Linked DNA regions of Homo sapiens: region 2 is linked to region 1. The links are chromatin loops, found by intact Hi-C in ENCODE. Cell type or tissue: B cell. All regions are shown on one strand. Links, peaks and the distances in the headings refer to the core of each region. The heading gives the core; the rest is flanking DNA. Region 1 overlaps TNFRSF14-AS1 (TNFRSF14 antisense RNA 1). Region 2 overlaps PLCH2 (phospholipase C eta 2).

What was found. Hi-C counts contacts between places; a loop is a spot of excess contacts. Peaks named below come from ENCODE experiments on the same cell type or tissue, not always from the same donor. Only the 100,000 strongest peaks of a DNase experiment are listed, where the experiment ranks them.
Region 2: it touches region 1 in a loop (3-fold over the local background); 5 of 110 quality-filtered maps call a loop at or near these places.

The regions. Positions count from the first base shown.
Region 1 is chr1:2,543,811-2,554,460 of GRCh38, reverse strand. It overlaps TNFRSF14-AS1 (TNFRSF14 antisense RNA 1), which reads left to right. Exons shown (of 7, transcript NR_037844.2): 3 at 165-360; 4 at 647-835; 5 at 1,758-3,469; 6 at 3,730-3,888; 7 at 4,187-4,541. It also overlaps a transcript of TNFRSF14 not described here. Among named protein-coding and RNA genes, the nearest start is that of TNFRSF14, 7.2 kb to the left of the region's middle. RefSeq lists enhancers at 2,978-4,177, 5,394-6,263, 8,876-9,746, 10,618-10,650. In B cell, for the core only: CTCF peaks have their summits at 6,054 and 6,253 (motif pointing right); DNase peaks (open chromatin) are centred at 5,570, 6,280, 7,410, 8,160 and 4 weaker places; H3K4me3 peaks cover 3,148 bases; H3K27ac peaks cover 5,887 bases.
Region 2 is chr1:2,490,433-2,501,082 of GRCh38, reverse strand. PLCH2 (phospholipase C eta 2) reads right to left here. Exons shown (of 22, transcript NM_014638.4): 11 at 9,748-9,891; 12 at 6,135-6,227; 13 at 5,513-5,595; 14 at 4,379-4,476; 15 at 4,073-4,255; 16 at 3,474-3,581; 17 at 2,436-2,560; 18 at 2,255-2,339; 19 at 1,853-1,999; 20 at 1,363-1,442. Among named protein-coding and RNA genes, the nearest start is that of PLCH2, 19 kb to the right of the region's middle. RefSeq lists enhancers at 812-2,011, 8,540-9,101. In B cell, for the core only: no CTCF peak of the experiment used is centred there; DNase peaks (open chromatin) are centred at 3,732, 4,652, 5,282, 6,772 and 5 weaker places; H3K4me3 peaks cover 774 bases; H3K27ac peaks cover 734 bases.

The sequences.
Region 1 (10,650 bases), core at 1,503-9,502:
CCGTCCCTTTTCTCCCTTCTCTGTGGCCTGCCCGCTCTCACAGAATGCAGACTCCAGGGGTCCAGGGTGTTACCTCCCGGGCAGCAGGAGGAAATGTCCTGGGCTCCCCACCCAGCGCTCAGCGCCCCCCGCTAAGTACAGCACTCACTCCTTCATCCATTCAGCGTGGGCTCTCCCGGCACCAGCACCGCCAGGCCCTGTGCAGGACCCCAGGGTCATCAGGAAGGAAATGAGGCAGCCCAAGGAGGCGGGAGACGGGGCCCTACCCAGCACCCAGCCATCTGCATTGACACGGCTGCCCGCAGGATATCACTGCCCCCATCCCGGGGCCCACCATTACCAGCAGGGAGAGGGAGGCAGGTGAGCACCCCGAGCCCCACGCCTCCTGTCGCGGGGACTCCCCAGACCCAATGCTGTGCCAGTGCAGGCCAGGCAGGGGGCTGAGGCCGAGGCCTGGTCATTGCCATCCTGGTCACGATCTGGTGAAGGATTTGAGTCCAGAAGCCAAACGTCTACAGTCGTGTGGTGCGGACACTCAGGATGGACTGCCCAGGCCATGGGGGGCTCTGAGGGATGAAGAGGAAACTGCGGGGGCGAGGTGGGCTGCGCGTCTCTGAGAAAGTGTGTGAGTTGAGTGCTGCTGCAGAGGGAAGCTGGGGTCCACCGCTGGTGAGCGGGGAGGGGACGGGACACAGAACCGGCCGTGGCCCACCCCGAGACGGAGGCGCAGACACCAGGCCCGTTCTGTGCTCTGGAGGCTTTGGGCAGCTGTCAGGCTAGTGGACGGTGTGCAGAGCAGATGGAGGCGTGAGGAGGCGGCTCCGGGGTCACCTAGGTGGGCAGCCCTCACAGGGGAGGCCGAGGGGGAGGGCAGGAGGGCGGAGCAGGCGGCGGTGCAGGAGGCCCGTGGAACTTGGAGGGCTCTGTGTCCAGCTCTCATGGCCCAGGGCGGGGGCAGCTCCAAGGCCTCGGGCTTGGGGACAGAAGGGAGAGGACTTGGGGGTTGGGGGTGGTCAGAGCATTGTGGGAGGGATCTGGGGCAGCTGGGGCTTCCCAGAGGGTGAGGTGTCTGCTGGGAATTGGGGCAGCCCCAGGCGTCCCCAGGCCTCCAGCCCAGCCCCGGTTCCTCCACGCTGCAGGCCAGGGTATCAATTGCCTGCTGGGAAACCTCAGGGTGCCTCTGTCTCAAGTGCCTGCCCCTGACACTCCTGGCCCTGGGCTCCCCCCGCCTCCCCGTCTGTCTGCTTTCCCCACCTCCTCCCCTCCCCTGGCCGTCTTTCTGACTCGGGGATGGCGTCACCTCTCACCCCAAATCAGGACCCTGGGCCCCAGCTCTGTTCCCCACCTCACCTTCCTTGTGACCAACTCCTGACCTCCCGTGGGCTTGGGGTGTCTGTGGCCGGAACATTCCTCAGACCCTCTCCTCCAGCCCCACTCTGTCCCACCACCCAGGCATCCCCCACCTGGGTTCCAGCCCTCCAAGGGGCCCCACGCTCTGTGTCCATGATCAGGACACTCACACGCACCCAGCTCGCGCCCTTCCTTCCAGACATTCGAGCTCTGGAAGCTCACAGTCACCCTAGCTTAGTGCACAGCCACAGGCCAGGCACCTTCAACATCCCCACCTTCCAGGTGAGGAAACCGAGGCACCGAGAGCTGGGGGCCAGGCCAGGGGGTCTCCCTGGGGGGAGCAGAGGAGTGTCGGACCTCAGAAGAGGCTCTGGGGGTCTGAGCCGCCACCGGGCGCTGCCTTCCAGGTTCAGCAGGGACAGAGCTCAGGGGGAAGGCACCTCCCGTCCTGGTTCAATACATGGACCCCTGACCCTGGGAAAGGGACTGAGCCAGGGGAGGCCTCAGGTCACTGCACCATGAAGTTGTGGGGAGCTGCGGGGGCCTCTGGGCTCCGAGCTGGGCAGGCACAGCGTGGGGACCACGTGCCGAGGGGAAGAAGCGTGCCAGGGTGGACGTCTCAGTGCACACGCAGGAACATGCAACGGCTGAGCCAGCCCAGAGAGGCAGCGGAGCGTGTGCGGGGCGGCCGGCGGAGGAGCAGCAGGATCCCAGGCGGGAGCGCACGGCCTTTTCGGAGGCAGGTTCCAGGACAATACTAAGCGTTTACATCATTGCACTATTTGATCCAGGAGGTCCCACTGTGGCGTTTCATCGATAAACGCACATGCGAGGTGGAGGGTGGCTGGTGTGGAATGTGCCCGGCAGCCTTCATAGCAAAGGAGAATTCTAGAACCAACCGAAGTGCCCCTCTGAAGGGAGCTGGTCCCGTCCGTTCCAGCCGCCGTGGAGTAACACAGCCAGCAGTTTCCCTCCTGCCACGAAAGCTCGAGACTGAAACTCAGGATGAACTGTTTTCAGCCCGGGTCACCCCAGCCCTGGGGTGGAGGCCCATTGAGGATGGCCGAGCAGGGGCGGGCATCCAGGCAGGTCCAGCAGTCCTGGCGGGCTGAGGAGAAGGAGGTCAGTGCTCAGGGAGACATCCGCAGAGGGACCTGGCAGGCAGAGCTCCAGAAGGGAGGGAACTGCACAGACAGAAAGCTCCAGAAGGCTGCCTGAGGGCCTCTGAGGCCTCCGGAGTCAGGCGCCATGGATGTGGAAGGTGGACTCTTCAGCATGGATGGGACCCTAGGGGGCTGTGGACCCCCGGCCCCTGGGACTCACAGGTGGGAGACAGGAGTTCCAACCGCCAGGGGGAGAGTCCTGGAGGATCCTGGGCTGTTGGCAGCCACCCAGCAGGGCCCGTCCTGGGAGTGGGGCTGGACTCTTCCTGCAGGAAAGGCTGGGCTGGACCTGCTCTGAGAGGCTTCAGAACCAGCCACACGAAGACCAAAGTGAAGAGCAAGGAGCTGAACTCCACGCAGAACACAGCGCAGCGTCCTTTAAAGGAAGGCCAAAAACAACCCAACAAAAATGCCAGGTGATCAAAGCGGTCACAGCACAATGTCCACATCCAACGAGAAATTGCTACTACGTCCAGACGCAGGGAAAGGTGGCCGTGGGAACGTGAGTCAGCAGCAACAGGCCCAGAAGGGCAGCCACGGTGGACTTGTCAGACGTGGACCCTGAAATGACAATCACAGCATGATTTCAGGCAGGAGCCTGAAATGGTACAGCTTTGGACATCGGTTTGGCAAATTCTTTTAGAGAGAAACACACACCTTCCCTAGGACCCAGCAACTCCACTCCTAATAACCAAGTGAAATGGAAGGAGTTGTCCTCAGCAAAACGTGTGTGCGGAAGTTCACAGTCACTTTCTCGGTGATAACCAAGAGCTGGAAACCACTGCAACACCCACCAGCAGGTGAACGGATTAACACACTGGGCTAGGGCCACACAATGAGATGCTCCGTGGCAACACAAAATGAACCGTGGACACACACTGCACGGCGGATGAATATGCAGACATCAGGCCACGTGAAGGGAGCCAGGCCCCGAGGCGCCACGCTTTGTGATTCAGGTGAAATTCTGGGACAGGCAGATCTAACCTGCAGGGAGAGAGAGGTCAAGGATGATGGGGCCAGGGCTGGGGAGGGGTTGGGAAGGGGCTCATGTTGCTGGGGTGTCAAAACAAAGCAAAGGGCCACAGACTTGGGGGCTCAAGAAATGGAAACACAATGGTGTCATGGTTCTGGGGGCTGGAAGTCCAAGATGCAGGGGCAGGTGGGGTTGGTTCCCTCCTGGGCCTGCAGATGGTACCTGCTCCCTATGTCCTCACAGGGTGGTCCCTCTGCGCCCAAGACCCGGCTGCCTCCTCCTCTTCCTGGCTGCAGGGAGTGCTTGTGTCTGAAGAACGCCAGGCTGGTGTCCCCAGAGGGCGGCTGGAGGGGCTCAGAAACCATTTTCACCTTCTGTCTCCTCCATGTCTGCACTGTTTGGGTTTGTACCCGCCTGTGTCGCTTTTGCACGGGAAGTGAGATGGAGAGACACGTGAACCACCATTGCTGGGGTTCCAGCATGGGGCCCCAGGGGACCCATGGCTTTCCCAGAAGGAAGCTCTGCCATTGGACAGCCGGTCTCAGGCTGCTGCACAGGCCCCTCCCCGCCCTCAGCCCTGGCCTGCGGGAATCAGGAAAGGGTGGGGTCCAGCTGCATTGCGAATGGACTAAAGCCACTGATTTGCACACTTGCCAATGGCTGAAATGGTCAATAAAACGTCATGTACCTTTTGCCACAGGAAAGAAAGCACGCAGCCAAAGAGCGCAAAGAGGCTCAGAGGAGGCCCGGGTGCCCTGGAGAGACGCTGCGTCCTGACGACACAGCATCCCTGTCCCGCAGCGGAGATTTCCCAGATGAAGGATTCCCCGGCGGGAGACAGGGCCCTGCACACAGGTCCTCTGCCACGCTGCTCACCATGCCTGTGTGTTATCTCCCCATGAAAAGTCACCTAGGCCGAGCATGGTGGCTCACGCCTGTAATCCCAGCACTTTGGGAGGTGGAGGCGTGCGGATCATCTGAGATCAGGAGTTTGAGACCATCCTGAGTAACATGGTGAAACCCCGTCTCTAGGAAGAATACAAAAATTAACTGGGCATGGTGTCAGGTGCCTTGTAATCCCAGCTACTCGGGAGGCTGAGGCGGGAGAATCGCTTGAACCTGGGTGGCGGAGGTTGCAGTCACAGCGTTTGCAGCGAAGCGGCTCCCAGAGCTGGGAGGAAAGCCCCGCCTGCAGCCAAGCTCCTGCTCCACCACCCCAGGTGCAGAGGGGCTGCCCCAGGCGGGGGACTCCAACTCCCTCTCAGCCAGGGCCAGGCCTGTGGGGTCCGGGCCTTCTCAGGGCCGAGGCCTCACTGCCCGAGCACGGGCCCTGCCTGCGGCAGTTACGCGGATGGTTCCTTTTTAAACGCAGGAGCTGCCGTCATCTTCTCTCACTCAGTGGTCATCACGGAAAGTGAAAACGACGGTGCTGCTCCTCCCACGGAGGAGAGACAAGCTCACAGGTGGGGAAGCCAGACCCTCGAGGATGAAGTGGGGGGCACAGCCCTGTCCTCCCTCAGATGCCCCAAGATAGGCCAGGGTGGGAGAAGGGGGCACCTGTCCCAGGCACTGGGTGGCCGCTGCCCGGCAGAGGGTCTCTGCCCCCATCAAAGGGAAGTGGAGGCCCCCAGGGTAGATTCTGTTTGGCCTGCATTTATGTAGCACCTACTTTATGTCTGGAAGTCGGGGGGCCCATGGGCAGGATCTGTTCAGCCCACATTTATGAGGCACCTGCTGTATGCCTGGCAGTGAGGGTGGGGCCCCAGGGGCAGGCTCTGTTCAGCCCACATTTATGAGGCACCCACTATATGCTGGGCAGTGGGTACAGGGATGGCTGCCCAGGCTGGCCTGTCCCACGGAGGAGAGACAGGCTCACAGCGGGGAAGCCAGAACCCCAAGTGTGAAGTGGGGGGCATGGGATCAGAGGCGGCCCAGACCCCATGAGCTGGGGCTGCACCAGGCACAGAAAGAGCAGTGGCAGCGACTCATGGCTTCAGGCTGCTCAGGTCCTGCCTGGGCCGACTGCAGGAAAAAACAAGGACTTCCGCCTCCCTGCGGTCCCTCCCCTACACCCGCCCACGTGGCCAGGACGTGAATGTCACCATGGGGACTTCCGCAGGGCCTAGTGCTTTCCTTTTTGTTTTTTGTGTTTTGTTTTTTTTTTTTTGAGTCTGGCTCTGTCACCCAGGCCGGAGTGCAACAGCGCGATCTTGGCTCACTGCAAGCTCCGCCTCCTGGGTTCACGCCATTCTCCTGCCTCAGCCTCCGGAGTAGCTGGGACTACAGGCGCCCGTCGCCATGCAAGGCTGATTTTTTGTATTTTTAGTAGAGATGGGGTTTCACCGTGTTAGCCAGGATGGTCTCGATCTCCTGACCTCGTGATCTTCCCGCCTCGGCCTCCCACACTGCTGGGATGACAGGCGTGATCCATCGCACCCGGCCAGGGCCTGGTGCTTTCCCAGACAGGTGACTGCCCGTCTGGTCTCGGCTTCCCCTAAGCAACATCCCAGGATCCTGCGGAAAGACCCACCCAGGCCTGGGCCTTCCCTGCTCGGTGCAGGGCTGTGGGCGCGACCCCTGGCAGCAGGCCAGGACGTGGGGGGCCGCCCTGCCAGAGCTGGGACAGGGCCAAGGGACCCTCCACCTCTGAATTTGCCTTGGGAGCTGAGACTTCTGATGGGAGACCTCAGACCTCTGTCTGTCTCTTCCTCTGTCTCTTCCTCTGAGCCACAGGGGCTGCAGGTCCAAGCCTTTTGCCTGGACAGGCCGCTAGCCACCAGGGGGCAGCAAAATCCAGGCCCTGCCTCCCCGGCCGCAGGTGCCACTTCCTAGAACCTGGGCTCCCTGTGCCATCACCTGCGTGCCTAACCCTGGGTGTGCATTTGGGGCCACACTCACTGCAGCCCTTTAAGAATCCACCCCCTCCTCCCTCCCCTCCCCCTGGGAAAACACAAGGGCTGCCCTCCATGGTCTGGTTGTCAGTGAGGGACACGGGGCTGGGCCCAGACACTAGAATAAATTATTCGGGTAATACATGGTTCGATGAGGGGCCAGGTGAGCCCGTGGGGGTTGGGCAGCCATGGTCGGGTTGGATCACGGTCCAAGGCCGGCCCCCACTGCTGCAGGGCCTCAGCCCACTCTCACTTCCTGTGTCTCTGTCATGGTCCCAGAGTGCAGGAGCCCCGTTTGCTCATCTCTAAAATGGAGTCATGTCGCTCTGCCTCCCGAGCTATTGGGAGGTGACTGGCGGACACTCCCACAGGTGGCTGGTACACAGCAGGGCTCACAGGGGCACTGGACAAACCGGGGCTCCCCCAGATTGCTGTGGGCAGGGAGGAGCTGTCCCCAGCTCAGAGCAGCCCTGACGGGCTTTCCAGCAGGGGCCAGGGTAGAGGCCAGCGGGGCAGGGCCCCAGCCCAGGGAGCCCCGAGCTCCCTGCCCACGTCTTGAGCAGAAGCCTCCAATCTCAGGGGCTGCAGTCGGCCAAGCTGTGGGCCAGAAACTCAGGCAGAAATTGCAGGGCTAGTGCCTTTATTAAAGCTCCATGGAGGGGCAGCTCCAAGGCCTGCACGCCACAGTTGGCCGCCATTGCCCAACTGACACAGCACATCCCCCCCGCAGTGCCTCCACAGCCCCACACCCCGGGGCAATTAGCACAGGGCCATGCCCTTCCATTGCGCAGCGTTCACCCACCCCACCACCACTTCAGCATAAACCGTGGAGTCCTTTCCCAGGCTGGACGGAGCCGGGGTCCAGCTGCGGGGCCTGGCTGGGGAAGCGCTGCCCGGCTGGGGAGGCGCTCCCCAGGCCCTCCCCACACACCTGCCCCTCCCCGCCGGGCGCATCCCCACCTCCCGCTGCCTCAAACCGCCTTCCTAACAACACCCTTTCCCCAGAGCCCCACCTCCAATATGTAGACTGGCCGCTCCCTCCATGGGAGGGGCTGCTCAGCCCACGCCCCGCCCTGGCGCTAGGCACCAAGCAGGAGGGGAACGGAAATCCTCTCTGGTTCGCTGGGAGATGGGGAGCCTGGCAAAGTGGCCACCAGGGCGTCCACCGGGTCCCCTGTGGGCGGGGTTGCTGGGCGCTGCTCCTGGGCAGAGGCCGAGGTCTCTCCGGCCCGTTGCTCTTCATTCACCGTGGCCTGAGACTCCCCAGTACTCGGTGGAGGGAGAAGGCCGGAAGGCTTCCCGGAGGCGGCGCGCCAGGCCTTCCCTGAGGTCCATCCGCGGCGCTCTCGGCGGCCCGGGCTCCGGGAATGAGGTGGCTGGTGAGGCCCGCGGAGTGGGAGGCCGGTAGGACGCGCGTCCTGCCCAGCGCAGGCGACAGACACCCCTGCCGCCACCCCCGCCAGGCTCGCCGGGGACGTTTCCTGTTCTGTCCCCAGCTGGGAGCTGGGCTGGCACCGCACGAACTTCTCGGACAGCAGGGAGAGCAGAAAGGTGGCAAGGAGCGCCCACCCGCCCCTGCCTGGCCCCGCAGGAGGGCCCTGCGCTACCGCCGCACCGCCACGCTCTTCACTCTGGAGCACCGGCCTCAACGAGCGCGCGGGGCGGAGGGCGGCCGGGAGGCGGCGGCGGCGCAGGTGGTGGAGGCGTCTTTATGGGCGCCAGGCAGTGGTGCACGCTTTCCCACGCCCGGCAGCCAATTGGAGGCCAGGGCCAGAAGAAGCACGGCCCCGCCCCCTAGCTCCGGGCCGGGCCACCCCCACCCCCACCCCCCTCACCCCCCACACCCCCCACTCCCCGCTCCCCCCGCCCCCGGCCTCCAGCAGGGCGATGTGGGTAGGCGTGGCTGGGGGGTCACGTGGGACCTGACCGGGAGGAGGAGCCTGCCCATACGTCCCTCCGTCAAACCTGCTCCCTCCCTGTCCCCAGCTTTCCGACCACCTGACCTGTCCTCCATCTGACAGTCTTCCAGCCTGGCCAGGAGCAGCCCCAGCCCAGGCACCTGCCCGGGCCTGGCCTCCTCAGGGGTGAGGACAGGGGCCGCAGAGGCAGCTCCAGCTGTGGAAGCAACAGGGAGACAGGCCAGGGAAGGGGCTGAGCCGCAGCTACTGCACAGGGGGGCCAGGGCCACTGCTCCAGGAAGCCCCCACCCTCCTCCTGCACTTCCTGATAATCCAGGCCAGCGGCCACCTCCCCCAGGAAGCCCCCGACCCTTCCCTCCCCTGGGCTGGCTCTCATATTAAAAGGTCATCCTTGGAGGTGCTCTGGGCAGTTAATTCCAGGCAGCAGCCCCACACCCCAGCTTCTCCAAACCTGGTATTTGTTAACCAGCCGCCCTTGGGGGTCCTTCCATCAGCCTTGGGAGGCAGCAGTGCTGTCCCACACCTCAGACAAGGAGACTGAGGTCCAGGGAGGAGGCCTTACCCAGCTCACTGCCCCACCAGGTCCCTCTCCTGCCCCCTACACTGACAGGGTGGGCTGCTGGGTGGGCAAGAAGATGGTTGCAAAGGGTGTGAGAGCCGTGCAGGCCAGACTTGGAAGCAAGGAAGGTGCCAGCCCTGGGGACTCATGGCCAGCGTGTGGGGGCGAGCAATGGGTAGTGTGACGGTGGAGGCACGGCGCCAGGCATGGTAGTGGGTGCCTGCAGGGTCCTCCTGAGCCATCCTTTACCCAGGCACCCATGATAAATGACAGGCCCAGGAAGGGTGCCAGTCTCGGGCCAAAAGAGAGGGGGTAGCAGCTGGCCTGGGTGGCTGCACAAGACTACCCCTATGCCCTGGAGACCTCCTGCCCCCATGGCCAGAAGGGAGGTGCCTCCCTGTCACGAAAGTCCTGCTGGGGGTGGCCAGGTAGGCTGTGGCTGCCGCTCCGACAGCCCCGCCTGCCTGAGGCCATGAATGGCCGGGAGCCTTTTGTGGGTGAGCAGCTGGCTGCCGGCCCTTTCTGTGGGGCTGTGGGAAAGTCCTCGGGCCAGCCTCTCACAGCCTCTCAAAGCCCGGATTATCTCTGGGTCTGCAGGACACCCTCTCAAGGACGCCCCCAGCATGCTTGGGGGCAGGGACGCCTCTGCAGAGGCCCTGTCTGCTGAGCTGTGGCCCCAGAAGTCGCTTGGCCAGGAAGGGTCTCCTGAGTGGAAAGACCCCTCGGACACCCCACTCCATGCCCCCTACCGCATCCAACCGCCCAGACTCAGAAATGCCCGCCACGCCAGGCAGGCTGTCCTGGAGCCCCGGCTCACTGTTGTCCTGGCCTCTAGCCCTCTGGGGAAGGGCGTGCTCAGCAGAGGAGCTTGCTGGGGGTTGCTAGTAACCCCCCCTCGACCCCAGGCCACGTGGCTGCGCCCACAGCTGGGCAGACCCAAGCCAGATCCAGGGCTGAGATCACACTTGGAGGTGCTCAGGGCTGAGGGCCTCGAGGCAAGTGCTCACTTACTCAGCACCTACTGCATACAGGCCAGGCAGAAGCTGCTCAGAGTCCTGAGAGTGGGGCAGGACCACAGCTGCCGCACCCACACCGAGCAGGGGTGGGCCCAGCTCTAAGCAGAGCTGCCTGCGGCCAGCTGGCCTTTCCCTGACCCCCAGCCAGTTTCCAGGAAGCCTGGAACACGGGCAGGGGTCGCCCACCCAGGAAACCGAATGAAGGCGAGAAGAAGCAGAGCCGGGCAGTGCCTGGGGCAGGGGTCTGCGTGCCGAGGCCACTGCACATGCCTGGCGCTCATCCACTCTCCGTCCTCAGCACAGGCCTTGGGTGGGAGCGTTATCAGCTGCATTGCACAGATGAGGAAGCTGAGCCCCAGAGGGCCCACCTACTGAGGGGTACTCCCCAGATTTGAACCCCGTGCCCACAGCCCTCCCCACTGGGCCGTGTGCACACAGCCTGCATCAGGGGTAGGGCAGGGAGGCAGGCGCCTGCCTTGGTCCCCTCCTGGCACCTAGTGCCATGCCAGGGCCAGAGCGTGCAGGGGACAGCCAGGAGGCTGCGGGAACTGGAAGGCACTGGACAGGCCAGATGTGTGCGGTTTCCAGCGCGGTTGCTCAGGGAGCCTCGGCTGCTTCCCAGGCCTCAAAGGCAGCCTGGAGGGGGCCCTGCCGCCCGCTGGGACGACTGCTCCCCAGATGGCCTCTGAGGCCGGAGCTCAGCACACAAAGCCCAGGCAGCCCGTGGCGAATGAGTTTGTTGCCGCGCACGCGCCTTTTGTGCAGGATGAATGTCCGCA
Region 2 (10,650 bases), core at 1,623-9,622, 53 kb after region 1:
AGAAGCAGATCCGGGATTCTGGCTCGGAGCGCCGGCCTCAGGGGTGCCCTCATCCCATGCACTGGCATGGTTGGCAAGGACAGGGAGGGAGTGGGAGGCGAACTCAGAACCAACAGCCTGAGGGTCCGAGATGGGGGCAGGAGAGAGAAGGAGGGGGATAGGAGGGGCACAGTGGGGGCTCCAGCGGGCTGCCCGCCAGGGAAGGGGCTGAGGGAGGGGAGGGAGGACTGAGGGAGGGGAGGGAGGACTGAGGGAGGGGAGGGAGGACTGAGGGAGGGGAGGGAGGACTGAGGGAGGGGAGGGGAGGAGAGGCCAGTGAGAAGGCGGCCACCCAGCTGAACCCTGGATCTGCCTCGTAAATGCCACTATGGCTGGGGATGGCCAGGGCCCCCGGAGCCATGTCATGATCCACGTCACATGAGCGACAGTCTCCAAATGCTACCAGGAATCATGGATGCTAATGGGGTGCGGCCTGGGCATGCAGGGGCGGCGGGCCGCACTGTCCCGCGCACCGGGTACCTTCAAGGCTCCTAACAGAGCTGCACTTCTAAAAGTAGGCTGTGGCCATAGAGAAGCCGACTGCAAGACCAAAGAGACAGGGGGAGCAGGTGAGGCGGCCACAGCAGTGGCGTGGGGAGCCCTGCAGCCTGGGGGACGAGGAACAGATGGGTGGATAGACGGCAGGGGCTGGATGGCACCTCTGGGCCCGAGAGCATGGCAGGAGAGAGTCAGCACTGGGCCTGGGCAGGCCCCTCCTGCTGTGTGTGCGGGTTCCCCGAGGGCCAGCTGCAGCCAGCAGGACCCAGAGGGCACTGGGCCCCAGCTCAAAGCCAGGGCAGCAGGGCTGGCACCAAGACCACTTCCTGCGGAAGCCGAGGCCCCACCCTGACCTGGGGCAGGGGACAGACATGCTGGGTGTGGAGTCACAGGCAAACCCGGGCAGCTGCCTTCCACGTGACACCAGGAAGTAGAGGGGTGGGGGGTAGTAGAGGGGAGAGGGGCATCACTCGGTCCCTGCTGAGAAGCCAGATGGCAGCACTGTAGGGGTGGAGGCTGCAAGGCCCCCAAGAGTCTGAGACAGGCATGGGTGACACAGGGCGGGGCAAGGCCCGGAGCACTCAGGACCTGTCCTGCCCGAGATGCCCAAAGCCAGCCCTGAGATCAGAGGTGGGCACTGGTGGCTCAGGAGCCAGGCCCCCACAGCAGCCCCTCTTGAGATAGAGGAGCAGAGGCCCGGGGAGGGGACCCTAGGCCTCACTGCCTGAGTTCAGGACCCAGCACTGGGGACACATGGGGGGGCATGGGACAAGGGGCTGGTGTGGCCCCTCCCCATGATGGCTGGTGGCAGGGGGTGACACTCACCTTACCGCTGATGTCACTGACAGCCACATGCACGAAGATGGAGGCCTCTTCCATCCCTTCTAGGTACACGTGTCTGTAGCCTGGAGCAGTGTGGGTCAGCAGGGTCATGAGGTCACAGCCTCCCAGGGCCCCCACCTGCTCTGCCCCCCATTCTACTTAAAGGTCCCAAGACCCCAGATACACCCAACAAGCCCAGGCCTGGGGCCTCTGCCTCCTGTGGGCCCAGCACTACCCCACCTCCTCCAGGAAGCCCATTGGCATTGCACCAGCCTGCAGGGACCTCTTCCTGGGGGTGGCCCCTCCCCCACAGGCCATGCCCCTGCCTGACCCGCAGATCCCCAGGCTGGCTCTCCTCCCGTCCTCAGCTCCTGTCTCTTTGGTGCCAGGTGCAGGCCCACCTACACAGGCACTGACTCACAGGGGAAAGAGTACCTGCCCTGCCCTGGGGCCCTCGGCCAGTGTGGGGGGCACCGTGTCCACTCCTGCCCACCTGGCATCATGCTGCTGAAGGCCAGCGTCCTCTGGCCAATGAAGTCACGCCCGATGGGATCGTGGTCCCAGACGAGGAAGCGGACCAGCGCGATCTCCGGCATGTGCACCATGAAAACCAGGGTCTCCTCCCAGGTGGGGTTGAACCCTGGGGAAGCAGCGCCAGGAGGAGTGTCCCATGGGGAGGGCCCGGCCCAGCACCGCTCCAGCCTGGAGCCCCCGGCCCACACCACTCCCAGTGCCACTCCCGGTGCTGCTTCCGGGACTGCCCACCTAGAGGGGAGGGCGCCCAGGACTGTCACTGAGGGAGGCCTGGGCAGGGCACCCGGGCACACCAGGTAGCCCCAACCCTCCCCCCTCAGACTTCCATCACAGGTGTGACGGAGCCACGGCCCAGCCTCACCGTTGTCGTCCACCACGCGGGTCTGCTCCCTGCTGCAGTCCACAGGGAGCCCAATGATCTCCACCTCCACAAAGGGGTCGATGATCTGGGACACAGGAGTGGGGGTGGCATCAGGGCCCATCGCGATGCCCGGCCCGCCCCCAACTCCCACCCCTCCCGCCTGTGTGGGGCTGGCCCCCACCTCCCCACGGTCCCCCAGCATGGAGTCGCGCGGCTTGGGAAGCTGCTGGCCACTGATGATCCGGAGCACCAGCTGCTTCTTGAGCTGCCCGGGCAGGGGGTCCTCCGAGTTGGGGTTGAACACGCCTGAGGGGATGCCGGGGAGGTGGTCAGTGGCCCAGCCCTCAGCAAGCCCCCTGCTTGCTGGGGCATGGCTGCCAACAGCCCCCTCCCCAGCCCCCACATAGGAGACTGGAGCCGGTGCCAGGGGGAGGGAGGGAGGCAGTGGTCCAGGGGGGCACCTCGGGGTGCACCTGGCCCAGTATGGATCACCTTTGTGGCTACCGCAGCATGTGGGACAGAGCCCATGCCTCCCACAGCTGAGCCGAGGAGGTCACATGGCTTCTGGGGGTGGGTCTGGGTCCCTGGGGGTATGAGGGGTGGGGTCTCTGGTGACAGTGTCCCCAGGGCCCACTCAGGCTGAGAACTCTGAGGAGGGCAAGCCAAGGGCAGAGGTGGAAGTAGCTGGTCCACAGCAGGAGTAGCCTGGTCTAGTGGGAGGCCTGCTCGCCCAGCCCCTGTCCTGCCCTCTCCCATGGTGATACTCCTGCCAGGGCCACAGGGGGACCAAGCTGGAAGTCATCCACAGCAGACAAAACAGAGGTGTCTGAGAGCCGGGAGGAGGTTCCTCCAAACACCCAGCCCAGACCCAGGTCCTGAGACCCACAGAGGGGCCAGGCACAGGGGGCTGGGTCGCTGGCACTGGGGCCCCTCAGACAAGTCCTGCCATGAATCTCATGTGGGGCCCAGGCTCCCCAGTTCTCCATCCCTGGATTCCTGACGGAGCTGGGCCCTTCTTTGCAACGCTAGCAAGGAGGGTTCCCCCACCCACCTCCCCAGCATCCTGGGAGCTTCGTCCCAACCTGACCCTCCAGGGGACTCTGCCAAAGCCGCCCCCACCCCCTTGCTAGCCTGTGGGGCTCCGATCTCTGTTCTGGGGACACCCAGGAGGCCCATCCGAGCCCTGAGCGTCCGAGCCCTGAGTGTCCGAGTGCCTCACCCTGGCACATGCACCCAGGCTTGAGTACGTAGCCGCAGCCACCGTTGGCGCTGAACTTGGCTCGGTTCAGCTGCAGCATCCGCCCCTCTGACTGGTAGTTCAGGGCAACTGCGAGGGTGACACAAGGCTGCCCTGGTCAGCACCTGACCTTCCAGGTGTGTGCCCCGCCCACCCACCACCACACGCTAGCCTCCCCTGCACAGCTGCCGCGTATCTGCCGTCTGCCCCTCGTTCACCCAATGTGAATGGGACTCCAAGGTTCACACCTGTGCAGGACTGAGGCCAGCACATCCTGGAGGGACATCCCCGGAGCTGGCGCAGCCAGCCTCGCAGGCAGGTATCCCTGGGAGTAGGTGGACAGGCCTGCACCATCGCTCCCACATCCCCCACAAGGCCTGAAGGACCCTGCCCCAGTGCTAGCCTGGTGTCAGTGGCAGCCTGGTGTCGGCAGCATGCCACAGAGGTGTGGAGGCTCCAAGGGCAATAGAGCCCAGGACAGAACCGAGGCCCCAGCGGGTCCCCTGCTCGCCCCTTGGGCTTCAGGGACCGTCTGAGCCGAGCCCTCCCCACCACACCCAGCGCACCATGCCCGCACCCACCCATTTGGCAGCCGGCGTTCCAGAAGGGCTGCGGGTTGTAGTTGCTGGAGTCCACACGGTAGGAGGAGGGGTAGATGCGGGAGAGCTGCTGCTGGTTGAAGCGTAGGTACTGCGCCGGCTTCTGCTGCAGAATCTGGTGGGCCTTGGTCTCGCTGAAGGACGACACCTGCCAGCTGGACGCCGCTGTGGCGCCGGTGACCGGGCATCAGACTGCCAGTCCTCGACCTCGCCCGGCGCCCAGCAGCATAGCAGGGATGGGGGACAGGGAGGCCTCCGCCCGTGGCCCCAGGTCCCCGAGCCACTCACCCTCCATCTCTATGTCGTGGGTGGCCACGGACTTGGTGTACTTCACCAGGTCAGAGAGGGCCCGGGACAGCTTCATGGTCTTCTTCTGCCGGGTCGCCCTGTGGCAGGTGCAGGGGGTCAGAACCCCTCCCGTCCAGGGCCAGCCTGGCACCCAGCTCCGTGAGACGGGCTCCAGGGCTCGGGCAGCCTCATTAATTCACGCAGCAGGCCCCGAACCATCAGAGACGGACGCCAGACTGGGCCGCGGGCTGCGGAAACCTGAGTGCTGGGCAGGATGTGGGCTGGCTGGGAGCTACCAGCAGGTGCAAAGTCCCTAGGCACTGTGTGCAGTGGAGGATGACGTGGCCTGCCAAGCGTGGCAGGTGTGGGGGCTTCTGGAAGGTTCTGAGCAGGGGAGAGCTGGGCTCGGGGCCTGGGTCTGGCCTAGAATCGCTATGTGGAGAGGAGGCCAGGGTCCAAGGGGGCCTCCGTGTCGGCCGGGTGGCAGCGGCACACGTGGATCAGATGTGTGCTAAGGGCAGAGCCCGGCTGGCACGTGGGACGGGATGAGACAGGAGGGGGCTGTGCCCAGGCGAGGGGCACGGAGGAACCATTGGGGGATGGAAGTGAGGGGAGACGGCAATAGGAGGGAGTGGGCGGCACGGGGGGAGCCCAGGGTCCGGGAGGGGTGGGAGTTCCTTCTGGGCCTGTAGGTTTGAGACCTCAAAGAGACCCCAGACAGTGCTGAGGAAGGCCTCCGACACGGGGGCCTGGGCCTTGAATTCAGCCTGACTGGACGGGAAGAGGGGGAGCCACTTCATGGCAGGCATTTGTTGCCCCCTGGGGAGGGCATGAGGCTGGGGGCCTCATAAGAGGAGGCGGTGAGGACCGAGAGCCGACAGCCCGGCAGCATCCAGGGCTGTGGGGACCTGGGCCCTCCAGCCACCTGCTCAGCCGCCCCTGCCCCCACTGCCCACAGCCACCAGCCTGCCCTGCACACCACACTCCCTACCACTTCACTGCTTCCAGGGGCCAAGAAGGGGGTAGGTCCTGCCCTGCTCAGGGATGGTCCTGGTGGGGTCACCGCAGAGAAGGGCCCGGTTGGGCCAGGCTCCCAGGAGTGTGCGGGGCCTCCCCGTGGGGCAGGGCACCTACCCTCGGCTCTGGCCTCCCGGGGAGTCCTGACCCTCATCTCCCTCCTCCACGCTGGCCGCCTTCTTCAGCTTGCTGCCCTTCTTCTGTGCGGGGGGCAGAGGTGTGAGCTGTAGGGCCTCTGGCCCAGGCCAGGCCTTGGCGAAGGCTGGGGGGTTGGGGAGGGCCTATCCTCCGGGGTCCCCAGCGGCCCACGCAGCCTCCCATGTCCATCCCGCCTGGCTGGGCCTGCCAAAGCCTCCTCGGTGCCCTCTCGATCTGGGCTCTGGCAGACTCTCAGGGCAGCCACAAGGCACCTGAGCTTGGGGCGAGGGCCAGCGTGGGCCAGAGAAGGGATGTGAGCCAGCCAGGCACCTGTTCCCACCAGCTCCGAGCCCAGGCTTCTGGCCCAGTCCCTGGCACCTGCAACCGATAGCTCGGCCTGACTCAGAGGGGATCCTGTGAGCCAGGCTGGGAACCCTGGGGACTGGAGGAGACCCCCATCTGCTCTGGCTGGGGCAGGGCCCACTGGGGCACTGGGAGCAGGGAGGACACGGGGCACTGGGAGCAGGGAGGACACGGGGCACTGGGAGCAGGGAGGACACTGGGCCCAGACCGGGACCCTGGCCTGGGAGCTGCGCCGGACCTTGCGCCTGGAGAAGCTTCCCACGACGAGGCGGCCATTGCGTCTGCTGGCCCCGGCATCCTCCCCAGACTCCACGTCCTCTTCAGCCTTGCTCTGAGTCCAGGGGAGAGACAGGGACAAGGTGAGTCTAGCCTTGAACCAGGCAGGGAGGCCGGGACAGCCCCTGGTGGTCCCAGAAGGCCTTCCTGGAAGAGGTGGGCTTGAGCCAGGTCTGGAGTAAGGCAGACGGGAGGGGAGGGCAGGGCGGGGACAGGTTGGGGAGCCCCCGTGGCAGCCGTTCCCAGTCCACCCTGGGGCAGAGGCAGCTGCCGAGGAGAAGCGGCCTGAAAGTCAGGCCCCGGTGGAAACATTCGCTCACACCTGCCTCAGCGTCTCTCATGTGTTGTTTTAAACTCGTTAAGTTCTGAATCCTTTTTTCCCACCAGTGGTGACTACGTAATAACTGCGTTTGTGTGCCTGGAATACTGCTCGGCCAGGCCTGCTTGCGCAACCCTTTTACGAGCATTCCACGGCCCTGACCTGTTCCCGCAGTGCGCGGGTATCCCTAATCAGACACACGGCTCCAGGTGGGCACTCCCTGAGGCGGGTTCTGAGCTGGGGAACCCCAGGAAACCACTGTGAGCCTTCCTACCGCTGTATAAGTAGCAGACACATCCAGGGCTACCCTGCCTGCCCCCCGCCGAACCCAGGGCTGCCTCACGAGCTGCTCATTCACCCCAAAGCTCATTCCCAATGGAACCAGCAGAGCCTGTGCCACCACCTGACCCCTGCAGCCCCTCCCACAGACACCTCCAAAACATGGCCCAGCTGTGCTCAGGAGGGGCTCCCATACCACATCCTGTCCCCCACCAAGGGTGGGGGCTACTTTCTTTGAAACACAGCAAAGCCGTGGGCCTGCAGCAGCGGTCCCTGTTAGGAGGGGGCTTCCGCCAGAAGCGGACACATCACCCACCCGTGGCCATGCCCCTGTACACGCCCACCCCTCTGCACACACCCCTGCAACACCCACAGCACGCCCCTGCACACACACCCTCCCACACCCCTGGATGCTCCCACACTGCTGCAAAGAGGCCACTGTAGCTCTCATGACCACAGACACTCGGCGCTCAGCCACGCCACAGCAAACAGCTCCGACTGCTGCCCGCTCTCCCCAGCCTGGACCTGGGCCTGCCTGGACACTGCCTCGCTGGACGCGTTGGAAATCAGGGCACGTCGCGTCCGCAGGCCCCATGCCAGACGGGCCTCTCAGTCCTGTTGATGCGGCCGGGGAGCTCCCGCCAGCCTCCCTGTGCTCTGGGTACCACGGCCCAGAGGTGTGCCCTGCCCCTCCTTCACCCTCATAGGGAGCCAGGATGGGATTGGACGGCCCTCCCCACGGCCCAGAGTGGCCAAGGGGCCTTCCCGTCACCAGGCTGCACTGGCTGGAGCCCGAGGCCCCACGTGCACTGCAGCAGGAGGCTCCCAGGTTGTCCAGGTCCACATGGCTCTCAGACATGCTCGTCTCTCTCCACCTCCAGAAAAGCCAGCCCCGGTTTCCTCTGAATTTATTGGTGCCACGGCTGCCGGGAGAGGCGCTAGGAGCCAGACTGACAGTGCGCCTGGAGCCGGTCGGGGCCACCACACTTCACAGCTCCTTAAACATCCCCAAAATGCTGCAGTGACCCAGAGCCACGAGCGACTGTAAATCCAGGCATGACCGAGGAGAGGCACGCGCTGACCCAGGAGACGGACGGCCAGACACAGCCCGTACTGCACGGCCAGACCCGTTGTCACCCCTGGGACTCCCAAACAGAGGAGACAGCAAGACCCAACTATGCTCCAAGGGGCTGCAGGCAGCAGAAGGCCCAGGTGAGGGGGCCTGGATGGTGGTGGAGGGTCTCAGCCAGCAGCAGGCCCCCCAGCCCTGCCTCTGTCAGGGAGGCTGGGTTCTGGGCCCCGAGGGGGTGCTCAGGGAAGGGTCCTCACGGGGCAAGGCTGTTGGCTGCACAAGCACTCACCGGGTTGTGCTCAGCTTTCTGGGGGTGGGGCCCCTCCTTACCCACCGGCTTCTCTCCCCAAGATACCCATTCCTGCTGCCCCCGGGCCTCAGGGACTCGTGAGTAGAGGTCTCACGTCCTCAAGGTTCATGGGCAGAGGGGACACCGGCTACCCCAGGGGGACAGAGAGGCACAAGTGTCCCTCAGTGGGATTTGCCATCCCCACGACCCCCAGTGCACAGACACCCCCTTTACCTGGGCCACGCCCTCCGTGAGCTCCAGGGCTGAACGCGTCCCGGCCTGGCCTTGGGATCAGCTCCGCCCCTCGCCTGTACCAAAGACTCTGAGACCCTTCTGGGGTGTGTGTCCACACCAGGCAAGGAGTGCATCTCATCAGGGGGGATTCCCGCTCCTCCCCCAACCTTCGTGGCTGTGCCTGAGCCCCTCCTCCTCCTGCAGGAAGCCTTCCCTGAGCACAGAACCCCCAGCAGCCGCTCAGACCTGAGGTCTGCAGGGGACCACTCTCCTGGACCCGCAGATGCATCTCCAGGTTTTGCACAGGCCCAGCTGGCTGCCCAGCAGAGCCACAGATGGCCACTCTCCCCCACCTAGACACCTTGGGATAAAAATAAAGGAACGCCTCTCAGCTCGGGCCCTGCAAGAGCCACCTGCACAGGGCATGTTCCTCGAGCTCTCCTGCGGTGTCAGCTGTGCCGAGTGCTCCGAGGCCCGTGGGCGGAAACGCAAACACCTGAGTCTAAAAATACTGGTCCTGGAAGGGGACACAGCACCCTCACTTGGCCAGGGAGAAGTCACCTTCCCACCCTCCCCAAGGGTTAGGAAAAGAGCAAGGTCCCTGCAGGGACAGGCAGAACGAGCCGGTGCCACAGGGCACGGTAGGGCTCTCCAGGCACCAGGAGACCGTGTCCCCAGCATGGGCGCCCACCAGCACTGTCACCCTGTGGAGGGTCTGTAGGGCCCACCCACGCTCCCCACTCTGCCCCACCCGCAGCAGGACTGCGGGATCTGCCGGCCACAGCTCCTGGCTCCTTCGAGGTCTGCAAGGAGGCTCTGTGCACCAGGAGACCGTGTCCCCAGCACAGGCGCCCACCAGCACTGTCACCCTGTGGAGGGTCTGTAGGGCCCACCCACGCTCCCCACTCTGTCCCACCCACAGCAGGACTGCGGGATCCACCGGCCACAGCTCCTGGTTCCTTCAAGGTCTACAAGGAGGCTCTGTGACCGCAGGACCCGGCCCACCCTGCCTGTCACCTCTCACCCCACACACACTCCATTGTGTCTGCCATGACAGCCCCTGAGGGCCATTCGCTCCATGTGGAAACTTCCCCACGTGGCCACAGGCAGCTCTAGGCAGGGGCGCTGGGCAGGGAAGGCAATCATGTCCCCCCAGCTGGGCAGCTCTCAACGACTGGCTGGGCTTTGAGACCCCGCTGGTAGGTGGGTATGGATCATGCAGGTGTGTGCGGAGGTGTGTACAGAGGTATGCTTGTGTGCAGATTTGTGTGTGCACAGGTGTGAGTGCGCACAGAGCATACGTTCGGGGGCCCTGGCTGGCCCACAGGCTGGCTGTCGGGGGGGCCTGTCGGCATCAGGGGTGTCACCTTTTTGGCCTCTACCTTGCGTCCGAGCTTTCCAGATGGGGACAGTGTGGAGACGGAGAAGTTGTTGGGGTCCTCACAGTCCCGAATCTTCGACTCTTTGATGAGGGAATCCAGTTTCCTCTTAGCAGTGTTTTCTACACGCTTTCGATTGGTGGATGCCTGCAGGAGCCAGAGGCCGGCCTGTTGGCATCTGTCCCGAGCCCTGCGAGTAGTGGCAATGACAACCCCCAGGGTCACAGCACTCTGCCCACCCCAGGCTCAGGGAAGGCGTGTGATTCACCTCAGGGCCTGCAGGCAGCCACAGGCAGGACGGGAACCCAGGCCCACCCGACTCCTCCAGCAGCACGAGTCTGCCCAGCGGCCCCCAGCAGAGCCTGTGCGGCTTCTGGCCCTGTGGCCTGGGAGGTCAGTGCGCCAGCAGGCGGCACAGGGTCTGGAGTCCCACCACTGGCCACCATGTGCCTCAGGAGATGGCAGGGCCAGGGGCAGACTTCAGGGCAGCCTCTGAGCTGGGTTGGACGCCCTTCCCTGCCAGTGCAGCCCCCCGGGTGCCCCTGATGAACTTGGAATCCTTGAGGACAGGGTCTGGGACTTGGGTGTCAGACGCCCCTGGTGCCAGGTTGGAGTGGGCACAAAGCCAGGAGCACCGTGGAGCTGCCTTTGCCATCACGTGGGCCACACAGAGGCGTGTGCCGCACATCCCAGGCAGGAAGAGTGCTGCTGCCTCAGGAGTTTCTAAAATGGTTGGCCGCGTGGCCAGGAGCACGCTGCACAATTATCTCCCCATGCATGGCCCCTCTGGAAGCAACGGCCTTCCCTGCCTCACAGCAGCGGCCCCAGAGCAGTGTCCAGAGGAGAGGAGATCGGCGCCCCCGAGCCCAACACCTCACAGGACCCTCCCATCTCTGCAGCCCCCCA